Linked DNA regions of Mus musculus: regions 1 and 3 are each linked to region 2. Evidence: chromatin loops called from intact Hi-C (ENCODE). Cell type or tissue: gastrocnemius. All regions are shown on one strand. Region 1 overlaps Rab21 (RAB21, member RAS oncogene family). Region 2 overlaps Ptprr (protein tyrosine phosphatase, receptor type, R). Region 3 has its middle 100 kb from the start of Tspan8.

Region 1 (4,000 bases), 880 kb before region 2:
TCCCCAGAACCAGCATTTAAGACACATGGAGAGCTTCATGGCTGCCTGCAGTGTAATCGCGTTAGGAGCTATGAAGAGAGCACTCCCACATGACTGGCGGGCCACTTTATAACCATTGCATAACTCAGTCTAGCTTCAGAGTCCTATTGCTTCTTTCCACCATTACCGCACGACTTCCTGGTAGAGCTGGGTGCTGCTCACACACAAGTGTATTCTGTTATCTACATCTGACAAAGCATCCCATGACAGTCCTTATGGGCAAGGCCAGTGCACCGAGGTAGGAAAGCATCAAGTTGGAATAACTGGCCAAGTTTCACTAAAGGATTTGTGTCTACTCTGTGTAGCAGCCCAAAAAGGAAAACTACATTAGCAACTGTTTTCCACTCAAGAGGAGGAGGCGATCATGGATGTTGATATAATTCCATTCTAAAACACTGCACTGCCAAAGAAAACCTGATCTCTGGCCACGCATCACCAGAGCATACTGGAGCTTGCTCCCCGCCGCCCCTTCCGCCCATCGCTTTTCAAAGTCTTTGTGAACTGAAGAGAACACTGAAGGACTTCTAAACCAATCAAGTACAGACATTAAAAAAGCAGCTAATCTAGACAGGAGGTTCCGTATCTTTCTTCTTTGCAGAACCCAGCACAGAGCACGCCTAATGGGCCCAATGTTTGGGGGGGGGGTGCCAAATCAAGACGTAAAGGGATAGTAACAATTCACTTTTGTTAGCTTCCTGGCTGCAGATGCGATGTGACCAGCTGCTTCCTCACGTTCCTGTCACCATGTCCCCTGCCATGACTGTACCACCAAAATATGAACTAAAACCTTTTCATCCTTAAAAAAAAAATAGTAAAATAAAATAAAATTGACAAGCTTTAAACACTGGTACAGATCAAAGCCAACTTTAACAGGTCAAGCATGTTGAGAAAAAAAATGCTTTATTACAAAGTCGAAGAATTGAGAACTTAAGGAGATACACGTTTCTTGAAGATCTAAGATAAATTAATGCTTCGTTGAAAACAAACCCTGTAGTGTCGAATGCCACAACTTCCCCCAGAAACTCACAGAATCTTTACAACTTCAGTGTCAAAAGAAGGGGAAGTGACTACCTGCACCTCTCTGCTCAGTCCAAGCCCATCTGGAGTCACCCTCATTTCTACAGCTCAAAGCATCCACTCTACCAAAGGAGGCCAGCAGCAGCAGGAGGGCGGGCACCTGTAATCCCAGCCACTCTGGAGACTGAGGCAGGAGGATCAAGAGTCTTAGGCAACAACTGGAAACAAAGAAAGGAAAAGAAGGAAGGATGGCTGTGCCCTGACACCGGAGGAGTGCAGACATGGTGAATGCCACTAGAGAGCCAATTAAAGAGGCAGAGCTGTTTACCTAAGAGACGACAAAGACTCAGGAGGTCATGAGAGCCATCTCAAGGAATGTCATAGGAGACCAAAGTTCCAGAGGGCAGAACTGAGACTAAAACAGATTCTGGCTCTACAAAGAGAAAAACTTGTTTGACACTAGACATAGGAGGCCATGGACCTCCTCCAGGCAAAGTCTCCTGTTTTCAGGGATATCAGCTCATTTCACCTCCAAGTGAACCCAGCGCCTTTGGCAGGGTAAGCAGGCTCGCTGCCACTCAGCTATAGTCCCAGTCTGTGACCTCCAAGATGTTTAAAAGGGGTCAGGTGGGGGATGTGCATCCACACATGACTGAGGACAGTGAGCCACTAACTAGCTAGGGTTCCTGTCCTGCATCGTTCTTTTAATGTTTCATGAACACTTTGAAGAGGTGTCTTGAAAACAAAGCACTCTAAAGAATACTTTAAACACAGAACTACGGTAAAGTGCTTGGAACACAAAGCACTTTAAAAGGATAAGTAGTTTGTGAAGGATTTTCTCTCCCACCTCTGATGCAGCATCTGCTTACAGATGATACAAACTTCTCTGGGGGGGGAGGGTGAGAACGAGGTGGGGAACTGCTACCCCCCCCCCCCCAAGGAAGGAATCCCAGTGCAGTTTCCTTGTGTTAGTTAAAACCTTGGCTTCTGTAATGGAATCCTTACACTGTCTACACTGAGTCACATAAAAATCTCAGCTGTGATGTTACCTGTCCTGAGATCCACCATAGCCCACCTTCCCAGTGTGGGTCAGACCGGCTTCTTGCCACAGACCTGGAAATCATTCATCACCTTTAGCACTGAGGCGTCTTAGAAAATATATAATGTGAGCACAATTGTTTTGTGTGTTCTTTTGAGACAGGGTCTCACTGGGTAGCACTAGCTGGTCTGGAACTTATTCTGCAGATCAAGTTGGCCTCCAACTCAAGAGATCTGCTTGCTCTGCCTCCCGAGTCCTGGGGTTCAGGACAGACAGGTGCCGCCACCGCTGGACTCCACAGTGCCATTTTTAGGCTGAAGAGCTAAATTAATTTTCCAGTTAAGCTTTCAACTGCAAGACCTTTTTCTTTCCTCTTCCAGTGTAGAACAAAGAGAAGTGTGAAATGGGTTGTTTATTAATCTCCAGAGGCGGTGAACCATACCGACTCAAATCTAGCCAGGCCTGAGCAAGCGCGGGCTCCGCCATACTGTTTATGTGGGCATTATCACCTGACATTTCTTTCGGTGTTAGGCTTTATAAGGGATTGAAAACAGGTGTAAAAATAGGGACGGGATCAGAACTGGAGCATCCTTGCACACTCTACACTCAGTTGTTAAATAATTGCACCCGACATCAAATGTCACACTCATTAGCTTATGCATTCCAGTAGCATCTGTGTTAATTAAGATCTATTGTCAAGTCTGAGGGGTAATAAGTGTTTATCCCCCACTTCAGGTGCTAAGTGCGTTTCCTTATTTACCTTGACAACTCTGTGCACTAGATATAATCATTATGAGTACAGTAGCAGTAGAAACCCAGGGATGCACGGTTAAGCAATTTACCTAAGATCACGGGGCTATGGAAATAAATGGGGGTAGGATATGGATCCAGACGCCCAAACTCAAGATCACTAGCTTTTTTAGCCTCTGGACAGTCTGATCAAGACATGTTAATAGATAAATTCCTTCGAACACATGCAAACTGATTTTTTTTTTTAAGGAGACCAGGGAGATCGCAGATCCTTCAATGGCCTGGTTTCACTTTCAATTACATTGTAACACTTCCACACTTCCAATGGAACTGTAGAAGAAAGCCAGCGTTTTATGGCCTGACAGTAAAGAAAACGTGTAGCAGCAGTGCCTAGATTTTTTTTTTTTAGTTTGAAGACCGATTGCTGGCCACTACGCAACACGATGTTTCAACGCGGATAAGATCAAACCCCAAAGAATAAGGAAGCCACACGTCCGGACACAAGAAGGCTGCAAAGAAACGGGGTAACCGACAAGCAGCAAACAGTCGTTTAAAACAAAAACAAAAAAACCCTCCAACGACGGGTGTTTTACCACTCCATTTACTTTGAAAGCAGGACAAAATGGAACTTGCATAAACACTTAGTCATCAGTACGCTCTGGAAGTTACAAACCACCTCGTTCGCAAATTCTAATCCGTATCCGAGTTCCTACTTGGCGAAGAAAGAAGAAGGGCTGATGGTCTCGGAGACCACAGAGTGAAAACACCTGGTGTCCCCAGCCGAAGCCCATCAGAGGGGAAAACCAGCACGCAGACCGGGGGACTCCCCGACCTGCGCAGCCTCCACCGGCAACTGGGGACTTTTCCGGGTCCTCTCCCTCCCCACTGTGGGTCTTGACATCTACCGTGTGCTGAGGCCCGCGGGTCCCCAAAGCGATTGCAAAAGGCAATGGGAAGGCAGGGAAGGGGGTTTGACAGGCCAGAGGCAGAGGAGCGGGCGCGGGTCCCCAGCCCGGCTCCCCGGGGTCTGCACCTGCAGGGTGGTGATGTGCTTGTCGTTGAACTTGTTCTCGCAGTAGCGCAGCACCAGCGACGTCTTCCCCACGCAGCCTTCCCCGAGCAGCACCACCTTGAAGGAGTAGGCTCGGCCCGCCG
Region 2 (4,000 bases):
ACGGGGCAGGGCAGGGCGTGTCTCTGCTCTGTCTAGATCTGGATATACTTGCTGTAGACAGAGGGGCGAGACACCTCGGGGAAGATTTGTTCGTGCCACTCCAACCAGCGCTCTCATTGCTGTTAGAATAGGAGATAGTGTGGAGAACATTGGGAACACATATAAGCTCTCATTAACAGTGAATGACAAGCTAATTTCCTCTTCATTTGTACAATATAGACATCATGCATTTTTATGAGGTTAAATCGGGGGTTCTGAAAGTTTAGCAAACAATTCTTAAGAGAGTTCTGTATTCCCTAATAACATTTTCTTTAAAAAAAAAAAAAAAAAAAAAAAAAAGGAGGCTAAGAAAGTAGAGATAAAGATGTAGAACTTTTGTCTCTAGGCAAGTCGAGAAGAAAATGTAAAAATATTCAACATAAGAGAACACAGTGGCATCAGATGCAGACTCGGGAGGCTAGAGTGGGAGCCAAGGTTATAGTAGAGACTAGAGTGGGAGCCAAGGTTATAGTAGAGACTAGAGTGGGAGCCAAGGTTATAGTAGAGACTAGAGTGGGAGCCAAGGTTATAGTAGAGACTAGAGTGGGAGCCAAGGTTATAGTAGAGACTAGAGTGGGAGCCAAGGTTATAGTGTGCGTGAGGGAGATTTAGCAGGGGTAGATTCAGGGGGAGGGGTTGGAAGCAAACCCGGGGCCTCTCACATGTTTGGTAAGCACTCTACCACTTAGTCATATAACCAGCCCGAACACATAATTTCTTTAAAATTAAAAATAAAAAAGAAGACATTTTGCTAAACCCTGGCCACCATGTATTGGCCATCATGGGCCCAGCCTCAGTCCCTGAGCCTCTGTTTTTGGGTGACCCACCAGTTTGAGACTGGACACGACCAGACGTCACTACGACTGCTCCATTTCTCAGGTTGCCTTCCCATCCCTCCCTTGTGACACCTTGACACCATGCCAGAGCGGGTCCCAATGAGTGCTACTCCTGCTTGTAATTGTTACCAGCCCACCCAGAACACAGGCTGCCTTGTGAGATTGACTAGAACAGACTCTCAGCCCTCTGTGCACCCAGCCTGATCCTGAAATCCTGGCCCCTGGGGTGAGTCACGTGGGAGCCATCTCCACACCTGCCGTGGAGAGAGCAGATTCAGTCACCCTGGGGAACTCTTGTGGCCATTCAGATTATGACCTATATTTAGAGAGAATTAAGTGTGCTTCCTACGTGTTGCATAAGGCTGAATCTGAAAGAACAGCACATGTACTTAAACACTGAGCCACCTCTCCATCCCAAGGCAGGTGTTCTGTCACGTTCTTGTCATTCTGACCCTGAATGGGGAATGGTTTGGCATCATTCTTGAGACTCCTGTTCACTGATTGTTTTATTCATGGGTTGAGTATGAGCTTCGCTTTGGAGAGTACTTTCTTTGCTGTCTTTGGGCACACCAGAAGAGGGCACCAGATCACATTGCAGATGGTTGTGAGCCACCGTGTGGTTGCTTGAATTAAACTCAGGACCTTTGGAAGAGCAGTCGGTGCTCTTAACCACTGAGCCATCTCTCTAGCCCCAGTACTTTCTTTATAAAAGTAGCTGTCCTGTCCAGCTTTGCTAGGGGACCCTACCCCAGTCCTCCATGTACAAGTTGTCAGAACTAGGTGAGCCACCCTTTTTTTGCAAGATTCGCTTTAATCAGGGCAGGCGCAGACAGTTCCCAGGGAAAGCCTAGCATACTATTTGGAGAGAGCAGCTCTGAATCTTAGATACTGAGTCAGGGTTTTCCTGGCAGGCAGGCTCTCACCCAAGGCGCTGTTTGAAATGTGTCATACGGCTCGGAATACAATTGTGTGCATCCCACAGGCTACCTGAACGTCGCTTGTCTCTGGAGGGAGGCACCCTCCCGCTCTCAGTAGATTTCCTTGGGCTTGGGCCCATGACCTCCGTTTAACAGAACATCCCAAAATGATGTATCATCAAAGGCAGGTAACTTGAGCCAAATTAAGTTAGTTTGAAACCGGTTGCCTTCTTTTGTATGTGTGAATATATTATAAATTAAAGTGCTGTCCCGTTTAGCAAGACCTCACGCCGGGAGAGGCATAGGGGCCAGAGATTCTCAAATCAGTTTCTGTGCTTAGGGCCAGGTTCATTTGAATCCAATATAGAGAAATATTGCCCTCTAGTGGAGGCAGCTTATTGATTCATTTGCCACCTAATTGTGAAATTGTGAATTGGGAAAACTGAATTTTACTTTTTTTCCATATTATTAAAAATATTTGTCCTTAATCCTAGCACTTGGGAGGCAGAGGCAGGTGGATTTCTGAGTTCAAGGCCAGCCTGGTCTACAGAGTGAGTTCCAGGACAGCCAGAGCTACACAGAGAAACCCTGTCTCGGATGGGGGGGGGGGGGATCCATACAATGTATCTGTATTATGGTTTCCCTTCCCTCTACTGCTCCCAGTCCCCCCCCCCCCCACACACACACACCTCCCCTCCTCTTCAGGTCCCTCCCCCCTTTCTGTGCCTTGCAAAGGACCTGTAGGAAAACAAATTTAAAAAGAAAGGGAGGAAGAGGGAGGGAGGGAGGGGAGGGAGGAGAGAGGAGGAGGAGGGGGATGCCAAGACACAACATTATGAAAGTGGGAATTTCCAAAAATGCAATTGAGTTAGTTTTGCATGTCCGCTGGGTGCACAGCCTAACCTGAAGAGTAGTTTCTCCAGCGAGACTCCCTTTGAGAAACCTAATGCTTTATTTGAAGCGGTTATCAGCTGTAGATAGCTTCTGTGTTAAGGATGGGACACATCTGCCTCTTCTTTCACCTCCAGGACCCCATCGCAGCCCTGTGCAGGCCTCTGCCTCTGCGTGTTCAGATGGGTTTAGTAGGCCCTGTCTCCTTGGTGTCCTCTGTCCCCTCTAGATCTTAGGCTCTTTCTGCCTCCTCTTCCACGGGGTTTCCTGAGCTCTGAGGGGAGGGTTTGCATGAAGGGATCCCACTTAGGGCCGAGCATCCCAAGGGCCCTCACTCTCTGCACACCGTCTGGCCCTGTTCACCCAGTTCTTGAGCAGAGAGCTTTATCATCTTGGTCTACTGATGGTGGCTTTTTCAACTGCCAGGGTTCTATGCAAGAGTCTAAATCAGCTCGTTTAAATCAGCTTGTAGAGTACATCACTTGAACTCTGGGTATATGCTATGATGTTCTCCCTCCTCGGTGAGTTATTGGGGGCAGAGCAATAGACATAGTCCAGCCAAAAAATTGGAGAAAAGGGGTGTTCTGTGCTTAGCCATATGTGGTAAAGTGAATTTGCTCTCAGATAAATTGTTAAAAAGTAGAAAGCATATGTATGCACTAAGGCACTGAGCGTACAAAAAGGAGAGAGAGATGGATCTGAAGGTTTGGGTTTGGGTTTTCTTAGCAGGGGTGTTTTAGGGTTTTTTTTGTTTGTTTGTTTGTTTGTTTTTTTGTTTTTTTGTTTTTTTCTTATTGTTGGCTTAGTTTGGGCAAATTCAATTTAGGAGTTTGGTTAAAAGAGATTTTGGAAGCATATGCACAGAGGTAAGTTCATAATTATTACTTCCTCTGTCCTGAATGGAAAACCTTTGAGAGCAGCAAAGGAACAAGAGATCTTTTTGCTAAATACGTTTTTCAGTTTATTTGTTTGTTTGTTTGTTTGTTTGTTTATTCACTTTACATCCCAATCGCTGCCCCCTCCCTTTCTCCCTTCCACAATCCCTGCCCCCATCTCCCCTCCCCTTCTCTTCTGAGAAGGTGGAGCCTCCCTCCGCCCCCCAGGCTATGTTCTAAATTAAGTATTTTTTGAGCATGGGTGACTTTGAGTTTTCTAATTTAGATGTGTAGTTCTCTATATGACCTGTAGGTGGCGCACTCAAACAGCGGTCCTCCTCAAAGTAACAATAAGGCCCCTTTGCTACAGTCCCAAGGTTGGTTTTACAAAGCTAGAGTGATCCCAGTAAAGGCTGAGGAGGGCTGCCTTGGGAAACCCTTT
Region 3 (4,000 bases), 480 kb before region 2:
CGGGGCAAACTCTTGAGCTTTCCTGTGCCTTGATTTTCTCATCTATAAAATAGAATGCGATATGAGCCATAGGGATATTGTGAAGAACAACTTTTTTTTTTATTGGATATTTTCTTTATTTACATTTCAAATGTTATCCCCTTTCCTGGTTTCCCCTCTGAAAAACCCCTCCTCCTACCCCTGCTCACCAACCCACCCACTCCTGCTTCCTGGCCCTGGCATTCCCCTACACTGGGGCATAGAGCCTTCTCAGGACCAAGGGCCTCTCCTCCCATTGATGACAGACTAGGCCATCCTCTGCTACATATGCAGCTGGAGCCATGAGTCCCACCACGTGTACTCTTTGTAGTAGGTAGTTTAGTTCCTGGGAGCTCTGGGGGTAAGGGTTAGTTCATATTGTTGTTCCTCCTGTGGGGCTGCAAATCTCTTCAGCTTCTTGAGCAAATGCAAAAATATGCAGAATGTACCAATCCAATAGTTCTTATTCTTGTGCCCACAGCGCCAAGCCTCATACTTTCAGAGTCTGCCCTTCCTGCCATTTTGGAACTCAGAGAAAACATTTTGTGCCTAGAGTCTAGGCAGCAGACATGCGTTCTCTTGTTGACAAACCATTTCAGTGCACTTATGCTAAAAGGCCTAAATTATTATGTTCCCTAAGATATACCTTTTTAACATAGATAGAGTCATATGACACTTCTTCTTTCAGTATTGGCATACTTCATACTTACATACTTAACACCACATATGTTCACTGTTCTTCCCAAGCATAAAGACATAGAGGCTTTCAGATATATGTCATTCTATTTTTACCTGAGTGTGTGCTTTAATTGGAAAAGCTGTTCCTAGCTGAATTGATGATTGAATATTTAAGTTTTGGCCCTTTCTTATAACACGTATCAAAATATCACATTATATTTTATGAGTGTCTACAATGGTTACAGATCAATCTAAAAAGTTCAAAAACTTATCACATCCTTAAATAACTTAACACACGACTTCCTGTTTATCAGTGCATTGTTTCTTACTCCTGCCACTTATATTGCGTGTATGGAATAGAGGTGGGATGGGGTGGGAATCAGCGCACTGAGCGCTGTTTTGACTCACCTCCCTGAGGTTTTAGAGAGCATAGGAGGGTCTTGTGCATAACTCAAGGCGCTGCCTCCTCACCTGATGCTCTCCCCCTGCATCCTTGTGCCTTTCCTCAGTGCGTGCCAGTGAAGAGCAGCTGACCCTAATACATGGTTGTTACTGCTTAGAACTTCTCTTTCTCTCCATCTGGATATCAAGCCAGGCTCTGTCCCCATGACGGGGCACACACCCACTGTGTCTGCTCCTCCATTTAAACATGTCTTCATTCAGTGATCTGCTGTTCTTTCCTCCAGTTTGGCATCATTCAGAGAGCCCCTAAGCCCACAGAGTCTGTGTACTTCTGAATCTGACTTGCTGTCCAGTTTTAAATTCTTTCCCATAGATCCGCACAGAGGTCAGGGCTCTGGTCATTTCACATCAAGAGACTTAGGCCACTCAACACACACAGGAAACCTCTAGGGGGTGGTGTGGGCTGACTCTTCAAGTCATTCCAAAGATGTTTAACTGGAAGGCCGCCCAGAGTACTTTTTTTACACGCACATTCACGGCAGCTGCGTGAGTTTCCACGAGCTTGGAAATCTCTGTGTGGGGAACAGAAAGCCCAGGCCTGTATCACTAAAACACAAGAAAAACACATATTCAAGTAAATTTGTTTTCCACGACACTACAATGAGTGAAGAAGTCACAATACAAATTTAAAGGCTACTAGTATATATAAGGTCTAGACTATGTTCTGTAAGGCTTAAAAAGAATGTGACAATATTAATAATTAACAGACATAAAAATCCATACAAAATCATTGCAATGTTATCATTGCACATTATTCTGTGATGGAGTTTGAGCCTATGGCTTCATGCTTGTTACCAAGTACCTACTGCCAGATTAATTCTCAGCCAGATAGGATCCTTGGAATTAGGCATTGTGATAAGCATCATAAAATATCTTTTGTTTCCATAGAGCTTCTGTTTTAGAATCCCATTAGACTACATTTTAGAGAGTTTGAAAATCCAGACATTTCACATTCACGACATTAAATTTTCCTAGTGTAGAGTTGCCTATGAGAAACAATCGATTGTGTCAGGACACGGGACAAAGGGCATTTGGAATTTTCAGGGAAGTCAGATATTCTCTTTGTGAAGCGATAGCATGGGGGTAAAAAGAAAGAGTCCGTGATAGCACACATTTATGTGCAATTTATGAGCTGAAATAATATTAACCAGATTTCACAAGAAATTACAATAATAAGCAATTATCTTTCAGAAAGCAGCACAATGCTGGATCAGACTGGAGACTTGCTTTGACAGAAGGTCAGTGACACATGGTGGTGGAAACTTGGGTAGTTCAGGGCCTCTGACATAGCAGAAGATTCTTAGACATCAGTCATGGCGAGACCATCCTGTCCTGCTGGTCAGAGGAAGCAGGTCACCCGAGGGTTACGCTATCTGAAGGGAAGTATCTCAGAGACAACAAGATGGCCAGAAGCCCTGGCTCATAGCTTCAGAAGCTCCGGTTTCTGGCCGAGCTTTAGGGTTATTGCAAAGCAAAAAGAACAATTGGTTAAAAATGATTAAAATTCTTACTGAAAGTATGCATTATCGACCACAGAATCTCTTGCAGAGCCAAGTTTATTTTATATGAAAACTACCCAAAAACCTGATTGGATTTGGAGGGATAATATATGTTTTCTTTCCCAGTTTCCACATTTCAGAGTCTCAAGTCTAGTTGAATGGGACTAGAATAGGTCATACCATCTATTTAGACTAGAAAAAGTTTAGCATGTCCTTGTGATATTTTACATGGATTTTGGGGGGTGGGTGGGTGGATGGGTAGGTTCTTGTTATATGGAAAAATGGCATTTAATAAATTAACCTTGAAGAAGTGAATCTAAATAAGTCCAAACCAACCCATACCTGCTCCAAACTACCCAGGTCTCTGTCTCGTTAAATGAAGTCTTTGTATCTCTGAACTATAAAGTTTACTGCTGCCCCTCCCCCCAAAAAAACCGTTTTATTGACATTTAACAACTATTGATAATAGCACTAAAATAATTTTTAAAAGTATTTTAAGCTTTCTTGCTATTCTCCTCAAGGAAAAGATTAAGGTTAGATGAAGCACGTCTTAAAGAACTGTATTGATGTCAATTGGTATCAATAGTCCTCTAATATTAAAGGTTTATTCTGTAACTTAGTAACCAGCCACCTAGTCCATGTAAAATAGAAATGAAATATAAATTGTCACCTTCCTTGAAAATATTGCTACATTGTAACTTAAAATAGTTAAGAAGCTTCTATGGTAAACCGGGAAGGGAAGAGATGGCTAGTCGGATTTCTTTTTTAACAGTCACGAGTTCGGTGTCTGTTTGATTGCTTCTGTAACACTTCTCCAGGTGGTCAGGATAAGGTTCTGAGCATTGAGAAGCAAGGATTTTTGTCAGCCTAACACAATAAATATGTAAAACACTGGAGCAGAGAGCTGGCTCAGTATGCCATTACAGAATAAACTTTTTGTATTAGAGGACTTTTATCTAAGAGCTATACCAACTATCAATACAACAGAATTATCGATAAGGTGAAAAGGCAGTGGAGACTAACTAATTAACAAGTTAACAATGGGGCATGCCTGGAAGACGGAACAAACGGGAAATGATTACAGCATTGTGAGAGGAATCGCTCAAGCAAGAACACAGAGAGGCCATAGGAGCTAAGCAGTAGCCTAAGGGAGAAATGGGAAAAACAGCAGTGATTCATTGAGGTTATGCTGTGCCAATTCCCTCGGGGTTTAAGAGGTAACCAAACACGGAAGAGAATAAAAGCCCAGATGTGTAAGAGAAAACACTAGAATCTGACGAATCTGGCAGTGGCGTTTTGGGATGACTTTAAGAGGTGAGTGTGAGACTGAGGGTACATTCTGA

The links. A loop is a pair of places that touch in the nucleus more often than their neighbours do. Peaks named below come from ENCODE experiments on the same cell type or tissue, not always from the same donor. Only the 100,000 strongest peaks of a DNase experiment are listed, where the experiment ranks them.
Region 1: a loop joins it to region 2, with 2.8 times the contacts of the local background. A loop is called at or near these places in 12 of 42 quality-filtered maps.
Region 3: a loop joins it to region 2, with 6 times the contacts of the local background. A loop is called at or near these places in 6 of 42 quality-filtered maps.

Annotation. Positions count from the first base shown.
Region 1 is chr10:115,311,316-115,315,315 of GRCm38, forward strand. Rab21 (RAB21, member RAS oncogene family) reads right to left here. Exons shown (of 7, transcript NM_024454.1): 1 at 3,879-4,000. Among named protein-coding and RNA genes, the nearest start is that of Rab21, 2.3 kb to the right of the region's middle. In gastrocnemius, no CTCF peak of the experiment used is centred here; a DNase peak (open chromatin) is centred at 1,617; H3K4me3 peaks cover 3,371 bases; H3K27ac peaks cover 4,000 bases.
Region 2 is chr10:116,195,353-116,199,352 of GRCm38, forward strand. All of the region lies in intron 6 of Ptprr (protein tyrosine phosphatase, receptor type, R), which reads left to right. Among named protein-coding and RNA genes, the nearest start is that of Taf7l2, 83 kb to the left of the region's middle. In gastrocnemius, CTCF peaks have their summits at 1,444 (motif pointing right), 2,181 (motif pointing left) and 3,885 (motif pointing right); DNase peaks (open chromatin) are centred at 1,014, 1,481 and 2,072.
Region 3 is chr10:115,712,550-115,716,549 of GRCm38, forward strand. No RefSeq gene overlaps it. Among named protein-coding and RNA genes, the nearest start is that of Tspan8, 100 kb to the right of the region's middle. In gastrocnemius, a CTCF peak has its summit at 1,543 (motif pointing right); a DNase peak (open chromatin) is centred at 1,568; H3K27ac peaks cover 449 bases.